3 separate regions of the Homo sapiens genome follow, and regions 1 and 3 are each linked to region 2. Evidence: chromatin contacts called from ENCODE Hi-C or POLR2A ChIA-PET data. All regions are on one chromosome and are shown on one strand. Each heading gives the region's core, a stretch centred on a gene start or an enhancer-like site at or near the end of the contact. The rest is flanking DNA. Distances are from core to core; before and after follow the strand shown. Region 1 overlaps THADA (THADA armadillo repeat containing). Region 2 overlaps THADA (THADA armadillo repeat containing). Region 3 overlaps LOC105374570 (a long non-coding RNA gene).

Region 1 (3,582 bases), core at 250-2,749, 190 kb before region 2:
AGCTTCTCTCCTTTTTTGCCAAATAGATGATCTGTTACAGACTGTACAGAGCACATCTGGATTAGCTATTATTCTTTTTATTAAGACTATGTTTCACCCGTCTGAAAAGATTCCTCATTTGGTAAGTGCATCTCCTTTTTAGAATTGTACTTTATTGAGAGTTAGGGTATGTTTAAAAAATAATTTTGGCTTGGTGCAGTGGCTCACACTTATAATCCCAACACTTTGGGAGGCCAGGGCAGGAGGGTCACTTGAGGCCAGGAGTTTGAGATTAGCCTGGGGAGTTTAGCTAGACCTTGTCTCTACAAAAAAAAAAAAAGAAAATTTGCTGGGTATGGTGGTGCACAGCTGTAGTCCCAGCTCTTTGAGAGGTTGAGGTAGGAGGATCGCTTGAGCCTAGGAGTTTAAGGCTGCAGTGAGATAAGATTGCACCAGTCTGGGCAACAGAGTGAGACCTTGTCTCTTAAAAAAAAAAAAAATTAAAAATATTTTTAAAGAAGTGAATTAAAATAATTTTTTTTTGCATTGTCTGGTTCCTTCTGATGACCTTTTTCTGTTATAATAAGAGACAATTCCAAAAATTCAGATAAAGCAACAATAACAAAAAGACAATAACAGTCACCTGTAAGTCCATCTCACAAAGATAATCACTATAAACATTTTTGATGTACATTCTTTTAGTTTCTTTTTAGTGCTGTTTGTTCAGTGTCATCTCTCATTAGTATCTTAAAAGATATTTTTAATGTTAAAATTATGCATATCAATGTATAGATATATACACAGTAATAACTTTTCTGATAAATGTATTCTTTATTGAGAATAACCCAAATCATGTGCTTTAGACAGGAAGCATGCTAGATAGAGTCAATTGTTCAGTAAATTTGCTTCTTACAGAAAGTATAATTTGATAATTTAGGCCACAATCCTTGTATTTTTTACTAGTAGATTTCTTTTTTTGCTTGCTATATTGTATGGAAACTTATTTTATCTTTTTACCTGACCTTAGAAAAATATATTATGAGATCACACAAAGTAATTATCTTTGGATAAGTCGAAGATGTTTATTTCTCAAATCACCTCTAAAAGCATTTGTTTAAAAAAAAAATACATACCAAAAAAAAAAAGCAGTTGTTAAGCTTATCCACCTGCAGGTGGCGATGTGTTGTGCTCTGCCAGTACATTCCAACCAGCAAAATCATTCTCGTACTTGATGTAATTTTTTTCCTTTAATACTAATACAATAATCATGACATTTGTGGGTATTTTATCTTTGGATTTAGTCATTTTTCCTAGGATTTTTCAGGGGAAAGAGATGTTTGGGTTTGTATTTTGAAATATCTCTGAAAAGTTTTAAAAGCTTTATGTGTGTTAGCTCTGCTATATTTTTCCAGATTAGCAGTGTGCTGCTTCGTTCAGTGGACTGCACCAGTGTCCCCGAGTGGTTTATGAGCAGCTGCAGGAGCCTCTGTTGTGGTGACATCTCTCAGTCAGCTGTCTTATTCCTCTGTCAGGGGACACTTGCCATGTTGGACTGGCAGAACGGAAGCATGGGTCGGAGTGGGGAGGCCCTGCTCTTGGATACTGCACATGTTTTGTTCACCTTGAGTTCACAGTGAGTTTTGATGCTATCGTCTCATATTTTGTTTCACTTGTAAGACATTTAGAAGATGCAGTCCAAAAGCTGGAGTGGCTTGTGCCTCTAATCCCAGCTACCCTCCCAGTAGGCTGAGGCAAGAGGATCACTTGAGGCCAGGAGTTCAAAACCAGCCTTGGTGACATAGTGAGACTGTGTCTGTACAAAACTTTTAAAACTTAGCTGGGTGTGGTGGCATGCGCCTGTAGTCTCAGCTACGTGGGAGGCTGAGGTGAGAACATTGCTTGAGCCCAGGAGGCCGAGGATGCAGTGAGATATGATTGTGCCACTGCACTCAAGCCTGGGCGACAGAGTGAGATCCTGTCTTAAAAAAATAAATAAATAAAATTATTGCTGCAGGTTAGCCTGTAAAGAACATTTCTAAAATTAATTTTTAACATTTTCAATGTTATCGTTTTTAAAAACTATAAAAATTTTTATATGTATAGTGTTTTAGAATTTATAAAGAACTTCAACATAGGTAATCTAATGTGATCCTCAAATGGCTACTATATAGGATAAGAAATCTAATTTGTTGAATGGGCAAAGGGAGGCTTAGAAAAGTAAATGCTTACCTGAGACCATATTGCTAATAAGAACCTGAAACAGCAATCTTAGAAGGTCTTCTGACTTCATGGGGCTGTATTTTGTATTTTTGTGGTGTTTTTGCCATAATGGCTGAAAGTGATCATGTATATGAAATGTCGAAACATATATACAGCTTGATAATACTGAACATATGAATAAAGGAGGAAAACTAAAATAATTTTTTACATATTTGAGCTATATTATGCAATTCATAAATTTGAAGTGTACAATTCAGTTTATTAGTTTATTCACAGAGTTGTACAACCACCAGCATTTCTAAAATTAATTTTTAATATTCTCTTTGCTATATTTTTTCTTTAAAAATTTTTTTCCTGAAATTTGTTTTTAGCATCATTTTTTAAAACTATAAAAGTTTCTACATGTGTAGTGCTTTAGAATTTATGAAGCACTTTAACATAGGTAATCTAAAGTGATCCTTATCAACATTTCTGAAATGAAGTTTTAACATCTTAAAAGTTAATTCAAACAACTTTAGAATATTTTTATCACAGAGAAGCCCCATTCCCCCAACCATCTCCAACACTTGGCTTTCCTTATCTTTTAAATTACATGTGTAGGCCGGGCATGGTGGCTCAAGCCTGTAATCCCAGGCTTGCAGATCTCAGGCAGGTGGATCACTTGAGGTCAGGAGTTCAAGACCAGCCTGGTCAACATGGTGAAACCCTGTCTCTACTAAAAATACAAAAAATTATCTAGGCATGGGGGCATGCGCCTGTAATCCCAGCTACTGAGGCGGCTGAGGCAGGAGAATCGCTTGAACCTGGGAGGCAGGGGTTGCAGTGAGCCGAGATCGCACCACTGCACTCCAGCCTGGGTGACAGCAAGACCCTGTCTCAAATAAATAAATAAATAAATAACTTGTGTAATCATCACAGTCAAGGTAGTGAATATTTCCATCATCCCCCAAATTTCCCTATGTCCCTTCCTGGACTATTATTATTTTTGAGACAAAGTCTCGCTTTGTCACCCAGGCTGGAGTGTAGTGGCATGAGCACAGCTCATTGCAGTCTCACTCCTGAGCTCAAGCAATCCTCCCACCTCAGCTTCCCAAGTAGCTGGGACTGTAGGTGTGTGTCACCACACCCAGCTAAATTTTTAAATTTTTTATAGAGATGGGGTTTCACTATATTGCCTAGGCTGATCTTGAACTGCTTTCTGGATTATTTTTTACAAGGTAAAAAGAATCATATACAAATTTGAGATCTGTTTTGGCTTTACTTGTAGTTTTTTGTTCTTGTAAATTTAATAATTGAAATTTGTGGTCATTCTGTGTATTTAATATTTTTAAAGTCTAAATTGTTATAAAATGAAATTTCTTTTACTAATCAGTTTACAATAAT
Region 2 (3,842 bases), core at 443-2,942:
AGCCTGTTGTGTCAAGGAGAGAGGATGTGTGAATGGCAGGGTGGGTGCAGGTCAGCATGTGAGAGACCACAAATGCCGGGCCAAGCAGTTTGGGCTCTGTAGGCCTGTAGCCTTCAAAGTGGGGTTTGCAAGACAATAATATATGTGGAAGAATACGTTAGTGTGTTATTTCTTTTATCGCATCCTGTTTTATTATTATTATGGTTATTGTTAGAGACTAGGGTATCGCTATGGTGCATAGGCTGGCCTTGAGCTCCTAGGCTCAAGTGGTCCCCCTGCCTCAGCCTCCAGAGTAGATGGGACTACAGGTGTACCTGGCTTTTAGCTATTATTTTACATTTGATATGTAATGTACATAATGTATTAATAGAATAATATATAATTTCTAAGTTAATAAGTACACAAAAGCTGGGAGCATGTGCTCAGAAAGGTCCTTTCAGGTAGTAGGTAAGAGTGGACTCTGGAGCCAGCTTGTCTCCCTCTGGATCCTAGCTCTGCTGCTTACTAGCTGTGTTATTTTGGGTGAGTTACTTAATTTCTGTGCCTCCACTTCTTCTGTAAATGGGAAAATAAAATGACCTCATAGGGTGGCTGCGAAGATTAAATGAGTTAATATGCGGGAAGTGGGTAGCAAGGTCTCTGGTATATAGTAAATGCTCAGTAAATGTTAGTTGCTATTATTAATACTTGCTGCTACTGCCACCACCACTGCTACGGGCGGGGGGTGAGGGGGTTATGATTAAAAATGTAAGAATCACTGGTGTAGATGGTGAGTAAAAGACCTTGAGCTAAAGAAAAATGTGTTTAAAAAAATTAATGTTGTACATTGAAATAATACTGTAAAACATGAGGATTCCTATTGATGTGTGAGTGCATGAGACAAATAAGTCCATTTTCAGCAATTTTGACTTTATGTGTTATCATATTTCACAGAGAGGTTCCTCCGGTCAGTCACTGTGTTCTCTGCCTTCCTGTAGATCATGTTAAAGATTATAAGAGCTGAGATTAGCTCAAATTTTTAAGGGCAGAGTTCTTGCCTATCAGGTTGTTATTCCTTGCACCTGTTTTGTTTTGAATTACATCCTCTCCCTCAGATCCCACTGGAAACTTGAGGAATCAGTGTCTCACACTGTCTGAGACAAAGGACTCTTTTATCATGGGAAGGGAGAAATTTGAAGTTCATAAAGTGAAAGGAGATACAGGATCCTCCTAGATAGATTAATCTAGCACATTCCAAGTTTTTTTTTCATCTTGGAAGATATGCTTTCCATCCCCTGCGAGCCATTCCACTCTTACTGTCTGAGACTTCATATGACTGACGATAATTCTGAATATACTTTAAAAATTATGCAACACAACAAAACATCTCACCGTGGGTACACTGTCAGGCTTTTGTCATTTCCTAGAATCCCTGTAAAATATCTGATGGTATGTGGTCCCATAATGTGAAGGGATTTGTTTGGTGGTTCCCAACCAATAAAAATAGTATTATTTGTTGTTATTTGTTTTTAGTATATGCAAATGGAATAGGCCAAAAGTAAGACCTTTGTTTTTATTGGGATAGCATATTTGAGATTGCACGTTTATGTACTTGTGCTATAGCTCTTAGATATATTTATGGCACCCAACGTATTTGAGTTACTAAGGACACAGCTGACCATTTAAAAGCACTGTGGTTGAGTATAGCCAATTTGGCAGCCACCCCAGATGCCTGAAGTAAAATTGACACACAGGCTTAAAGGAAAGTTTAAATAAGTAATAAAACTCTTTTCCTATTTTAGACCATATTGTTGTTCATGACATTCTTGCATTTCTCTGTATTGCTACCCACTTCACCCTTTGCTTTTGTGGCAGGGCTTCTCAGCCTCGGCACTCTTGACATTCTTTGTTGTGGGTGTGTGCGTTGTGCAATGTGGTGTGTTTGGTAGCACCCCTCCTTCATTTGTGACAACAACAACCAAAAATGTCTCTAGACATTTCCCTATGTCCCCTAGGGAGGCAGGGGGCGGAGGCGGGGGCAAAATTGCCCCTAGTTGAGAACCTTTGTTCCATGGTACCTATGGATTTTCCCCATCATCCTGTGGGACAAGGTGTGATACAGCTCTTAAATACCAGCAACCACCAAAGAAACCATTCCTGACCCGGGCAGAAGTTGTGGCTCAGCATACTACAGTGAGCTGTGCATAGGCATTAATGAAAAGGTAGGGGGATACAAAACTCAGACTGGAGTCACTAAGGAGGCACTTTCCTTCCTCTCTTTCTGTCTTTCTACTGGAAAAGTGTTATGAACATATAAGCCAGCTCACTTTTAAAATCCTAGCTTCTTATAGCTTGCTTCATGTCCTTGTTCCAACCTGCCTCTCATCCACTTTCATAATGTATAGTTGAAACTGAATTCTGCCCTCCTCAGAGTCAGAGAGCATAACATTCTAGTTTCTGTTTACCTAAGGAAGCTTCGGAAAATGACACATAATTAAAATTTTCTCACTTCTTTACTTGAAACACTGATGAATTGCTAGGTACAGTTGCTGTCTGTTTCATTGATCCTCTCTTGGGTGGGGGACAAGAGGCTGTGTGAATGAATCTTCTCTAAAAACAGAGGTTCTACTGAAAACTTAACCCAGAACATAAAAATGTTTTCTTTGAGTTAAGCATAAAGCTTTGTCCATATTCCCAGATTCAGACCTCAGAAAGGAAACTCGTGGATAAATCTAACGGGTACTGAACATACATGACGGAGATAGTAATTATGCTTTTTTTTTTTTTTTTTGAGAGGAAATCTCACTCTGTAGCCCAGGCGAGAGTGCAGTGGCATGCTCTCGGCTCACTGCAACCTCTGCCTCCCGGGTTCAAGCAAATTCTCCTGCCTCAGCCTCCCGAGTAGCTGGAATTACAGGCACGCGCCACTGGCACCTGGCTAATTTTTTGTATGTTTTAGTAGAGATGGGGTTTCACCATGTTGGCCAGGCTGGTCTTGAACCCCCAACCTCAGGTAATCTACCCGTCTCAGCCTCCTAAAGTGCTAGGATTACAGGCGTGAGCCACTGTGCCCAGCCCGTAATTATGTTAATATTATTTTTTAAAGGACCTTAAATATTATACATGCCTCATATATGTAAATGTCTAGAAAGTCAGTAGTAAATCTGTCACTTGACTCTCAAAGTAGTATGATGCATACAAATAAGACCTTTAAAAGCATATCCTTATTATTGCTTTTAGAAATTGTCAAATAATTCTTATACATGTTTTTCTTTGTCTATTTGGGGAAAAAAAGGAAAACTACATCTATTATATTAAAATGAAGGCTCTCTGTTTTGGACAAAGGCATATGTTTGAAAAAAAAAACATAAGTTAAATCTTACTTGAATTTCTCTTGTTACTGTCAATAGCATGCATATTTTGTGCCTTTTCTACATCAAGTGAATGGGATTATTAATTGAGGTATGAATTTGTACTTGCAAATGTTCACCTTTTTGGCCAATTGTTGCCTTCCTGCTTCATCCTCCACTTTTTTTTTCCTTATTAATTAGTGGGTTGTGTGTTATAGTCTTGAACTGGTACCACTCTGAAGCAGTTGTTGAGGTATGTATGGGCATCAGATATCAGATGTTTTACTGATGGGCCCATGTTCATATGGAATAGGTATTTAGAATCTTGGTCATTTTCCTATTTGGGATGCCTTTTTAATCTTTATAAAGTAAAATTTCTGGTGAGGGGGACATTTTTCATTAGCTTCCTGAGAATCATATTTCTAAAAAGGTCTAAGATTATTTGTTTGGAGTTTTTTTTTTTTAATATCAAATGGATTTAAGAGGTTTTTTAAAAGTTGTGATTTCGAAGAG
Region 3 (4,080 bases), core at 566-3,065, 260 kb after region 2:
ATGTGTGGCCTTGAGCCAGGTGTCCAGGTTCAATGCCAGCACTGTATGACTGGCAAGTCACTTAGCCTCTTTGTGCCCAGGTTCTCTTCCTCGCAGAACTATTGTGAGAGTTAAGTAGGTTCACATATGCAAAGTGCTTAGCACAGCACCTACTGTGCAGGTAAGGTGTCAATTAATATTAGCTGCCATGATGATCATTTCCTGCCTCAAAGTCAGGAGGGCCTGAGAAATGGCTTTGTCAGGGCTTTGCAGCCCAGCTCTGGCCTCCCAGACTGAGCCAGCTGCTTCCAGGTCACCTGGGAGCTTGTTGGAGACTCAGAGTCCCAAGCCGCTCTAGGGGTTGTGACACAGCAGCTGTGGGCTGGGCTGGGGTGGTGGGGCTGGGGGCCTCACACCTGGGCCTGCAGGCATCTGTGGGACAGGAATCCCCTGCAAGGCCCTTCCCCAGCCTCAGGCTGGTCCACCCACCCGAGTCTTTCCAATTCTGCTTCTCCAGATCCCCTGTGCCTTGCAAGGTTCCTGTCCTGCAGGAAGTAGGCCCACAAACCCTGCCGCCGACACCCCACAACCCCTCCTTCCTGGAGCCTCAGTTTCCTCAAGTATGAAAGGGGATAAAAAATGCCCACATCTCAGGATTAACATCAAGCAAGGTCTTAGATGAAAAGCACCTGGCCCATGGCAGCCGAGAAGGCTAGTTATTATTACTGCTATTGGTGTTATTGCCCGCACCCTGCACCTGCTGAGCACCTGCATGTTCCTCTGGGTTCCCGGCAGGGTCTAAATGCCTAAACTCACATCAGGTGTTAGGGAAGTTGTGTTGACCAGGGTGGACTCTGATTAACCTTCCACCTCCTTGCCTTGGGCTCTTGGAGCTGAGAGGGAGCACCATGGCTGGAGTCTGAGTGTGGCTGGCCCTCACTCAAAACAGCCTGAGTGAAGGAGGAAGGAAGAGAGGTTGAACTGAGTGGCTTGGGCCCCAAAGGATGTTGAAAGCTAGGCCGCGGAGTGACAGTTCTTGGGGGCCCCACTGTAGCTCCCTGCCCGCCCCACCGGCTGCTGTCAGTGGGAAGTGCACAGGCCCGGGGTGGGTAGAGGTAGGGTCCCAGCCTGGGCCAGCTCCCCGGGCCCTGCCACTGCAGACCTGGGCAGCCACCAGAGCTTTGCGTCTTGGGGTCAGCATTGCCTTCTCCAGGCTCCTCCAGTGGAAGCCGCCTCCTCACCGCACCCCCAGGCCCCACCTCGCCCCACCTCACCCCACCTCGCCCCACCTCACCCCACCTCGCCCCACCTCACCCCACCTCGCCCCACCTCACCTAGGCGCAGCCCCAGAAAATATCTATGAAGCACTCACTTCATAGATAGCACCTGTGCCAGGTGGTTTCAGTTCCACAACCTCATTTAATCCTCCACAATTCCCTGACATTTTATAGGAAAGAAAACTGGCTCAGAGAGGCTGAGTAACCTGCTCAAGATGACACAGCTTGTGGGTGGCTGAGTTGGCCTTCCAACCCAGATTCCTGTCATGTTCCTCAAGCCGACAGGTGGGTGAATTTGTGCTGGAAGAGACTATGCGACTAGGCCTCTTGTTTGTTGGGGGAAGAAATAGACACCCTGCACTGGGAATTGAGCGCCCCAGGCCATGCCGCAGGCTCCTGGCAGAACCAGGACGGGTTATAGAAACTTCTTTTGGCATTGGGTGCCAATGGGAGGGGCTCTGCCGGGAAGGCTTCCTCCTTTGCTGCCTCCAGGTCTCCCCTCAGAGGCCACCTCCCCACAGAGAAGCCTTTCTGGCAGTCCTAGCTGAAGTAGGGCACTATCACCCTCTATCCTGGGCTGGCTTTAGTTTTCTTTGTAGCACTTATTGTCACTTGCAGTTTTATGTATCCAATTATTTATTTATTGGTTCTCCCCCATGCTAGAATATGAACTCCATGAGCTCCAGGAGGGTCTGTCTTGTTCCCTTGCCTAGAATAGTACCTTGCACAAACGCCACAATTTTTTTGTGGAATGAATGAATGAGAGTGTCAGGTGATAAAGAAGCAAGCATACATGGGGGAAAGTTTGGTGTGATAATTCTGGTGGAGGAGGGAACTGAGAAGTAATTTACAAAAGGGAAGGGGCAGGGCCACTGTGGACAGCCATAGCATCTGGCACGAAGACTGCCAAGTGAATGGTGCCCCCTGCAGTTGGACAGTTCTCAACTTGGACAACAGTCCATGGTGCCCTTAAGGGTGGGAAGGGACCATCCCCTCAGCAGGGACTGAGGGAGAAGGGAGCCATGAATGGGGCAGGTCTGCAGGTGCCCTCAGCGGGAGGAACAGGCTGTTCCCTCTGTAAGGACGCCACGTGGTTGCGGTTAGCAGTTTGCCATCCGGTGTTGTCTCCACAGACAGTTGTCCAACCAGGGAGGGGGCTACTGCTCTGCTGTGAGCAATCGCTAGTACCTGGAGCACCCAGCAGGCTTCGGGCAGGAAAATCACCTGACACACCCCACAAACACACACCAAACACTGTGGACAAAGATAATCGCACAGGCAGAGGGGGGCTGTTTCCTGAGCCAGCCCCGGGCTCAGAGGTGGAGGACACTGTGTACTGAGGTCTCTCCCCTGAGCAGGGGCCTCGGTGAGGAACTTGTCACAGCTCTGTGGCCTGCCCCCCTTCCTCCTCCCCAGCCCCACAGGCTGGGCACAACAACAATCACCTGGCGATCGCAGGCCGTCTTCAGTGAGTCACCCTGCCCACAGTGAGCCTGGCTGGACGATGTTATCAGCTCCCCTGCTTACTTAATTCCTTGGGTGACATCACCACCGCCTCCGTCTTCTCCTTCTCGGCACTGTAGCCTGCAGCCTGGCATATCCTGGAAGGGAAGGCGGTGGAGGTCTCTTGCCAGAAACTACCAGGGCAGGTAAATTGGAACCTTCAGTTCCTTGACCTTTAGCCCCAAGGGGCTTGCCCTAGTTTCTTGCTTTGCACACAGGGGCCTCAGTTTACCTCCCAGGAGATGCTGTCTGCAGTGAAGCCCTGGGAAACACATGGCACCTCTACTCTGTGCTCATTCCCTCTCTCCTTGTGCAGAGGGGGTTTCCTGTTGGACAGAGGCCAAGCTGCTTGCCCTTCAATGTGTCCAAGTTTATCCTGGGGTTGTACCCCCAAGTCCAGCCTAAGTTCTGTCTCGCGTGGACACAGCTGCCTCCGAGCCTCTGTGATGGGCCTTTGGGTTCCCAGGCTCTCCCAGGCTCAGATGGGGCAGCCCTGCTGGCCTTCTACCCGCCTCTGTGTCCGGCCACCATGACCTGGGACTCAGCCCCTCACCTCCTGGGAGCCCAGGCCAGCCCTTCCCCGCCACAGCCTAGCATTCCCTTTTGCGTCCCCTCACCTTCACCCTTGCCAATACCGACCTGCAGGCCCAGTGGCACATGGGAAGTGCTGTAGGGTCAGTATAGCAATGACAGAAGTGACTGGAGATGTGTGTGGTTCCCTTTCAGCCTGGCCTCCTCCTCTGCATCCCAGTGGGATGAGGGAGGGGATTAGTTCCTCTCTCTGAATTGTCCTACTCTACCCCCTCCCCACCATTTGAGCGGGACAGCAGAGAGGGGAGACTGAGAGGCCCCAGGGAGGGGCTGAGCACAGGCCTCTCTGGCTGGACCTCGGTCTGTGATGGGAAGCTGCCCAAGCCTGGCATGTGAGGGAGGCAGCCAGGGGAAGCCGGTGGGGCTGGGCAGGGACAAGAGGCAACCCTCTGAGCTGCCAGACAGCTTCCTCTATGACCCTCAGGGGACGGTTCCTCCAATGGCACTGCCAGAGGCTGGGGAAAGAGGTGTCTAAACACCAGTCACTTTTGCTCTAGTTATTTGACCAAAACGAATTGTTCCTTAGAAGGAAAAAGAAAAAAACAAAACCACGAAACCCAAAAAACCTCACCATTGATGTCATGCCGATCACCCCGTGGGCTGATAAACAAGTCCTGGAGCAGATAGCATCCCTGGGCAGGGTGAGCACCCCCCACTGCACCCTTCCTACGGGAAGCTCATCGGAGGTCGGCCTCGCCACTCTGCACACAAACACTGCTGCCCCCTCCAC

The links. A loop is a pair of places that touch in the nucleus more often than their neighbours do. ChIA-PET counts read pairs that join two places held with the same protein, here RNA polymerase II (POLR2A). Pooled maps may share reads with other maps.
Region 1: a loop to region 2 is called in a pooled map, with 2.9 times the contacts of the local background. The contact joins two enhancer-like sites. A Hi-C loop is called at or near these places in 1 of 37 single-sample maps with no recorded cell type and 4 of 50 pooled maps. POLR2A ChIA-PET finds 5 or more read pairs at or near these places in 1 of 52 experiments (naive thymus-derived CD4-positive, alpha-beta T cell).
Region 3: a pooled map shows a loop between it and region 2 (4-fold over the local background). The contact joins two enhancer-like sites. A Hi-C loop is called at or near these places in 10 of 37 single-sample maps with no recorded cell type and 5 of 50 pooled maps.

Annotation. Positions count from the first base shown.
Region 1 is chr2:43,575,052-43,578,633 of GRCh38, reverse strand. THADA (THADA armadillo repeat containing) reads left to right here. Exons shown (of 38, transcript NM_022065.5): 9 at 27-121; 10 at 1,392-1,612. Among named protein-coding and RNA genes, the nearest start is that of THADA, 19 kb to the left of the region's middle. Within about 2 kb of position 1,499, at least 2 of the 41 ENCODE cell types and tissues checked have a DNase peak (open chromatin) inside an H3K27ac peak, as active enhancers do.
Region 2 is chr2:43,385,826-43,389,667 of GRCh38, reverse strand. The region is part of intron 29 of THADA (THADA armadillo repeat containing); the gene reads left to right. Among named protein-coding and RNA genes, the nearest start is that of LINC01126, 160 kb to the right of the region's middle. Within about 2 kb of position 1,692, at least 3 of the 41 ENCODE cell types and tissues checked have a DNase peak (open chromatin) inside an H3K27ac peak, as active enhancers do.
Region 3 is chr2:43,129,831-43,133,910 of GRCh38, reverse strand. It overlaps LOC105374570 (a long non-coding RNA gene), which reads right to left. Exons shown (of 3, transcript XR_940018.3): 2 at 3,922-4,080; 3 at 1,537-2,857. Among named protein-coding and RNA genes, the nearest start is that of LINC02580, 29 kb to the right of the region's middle. RefSeq lists enhancers at 43-92, 1-639, 2,738-2,797 and a silencer at 2,198-2,247. Within about 2 kb of position 1,815, at least 16 of the 41 ENCODE cell types and tissues checked have a DNase peak (open chromatin) inside an H3K27ac peak, as active enhancers do.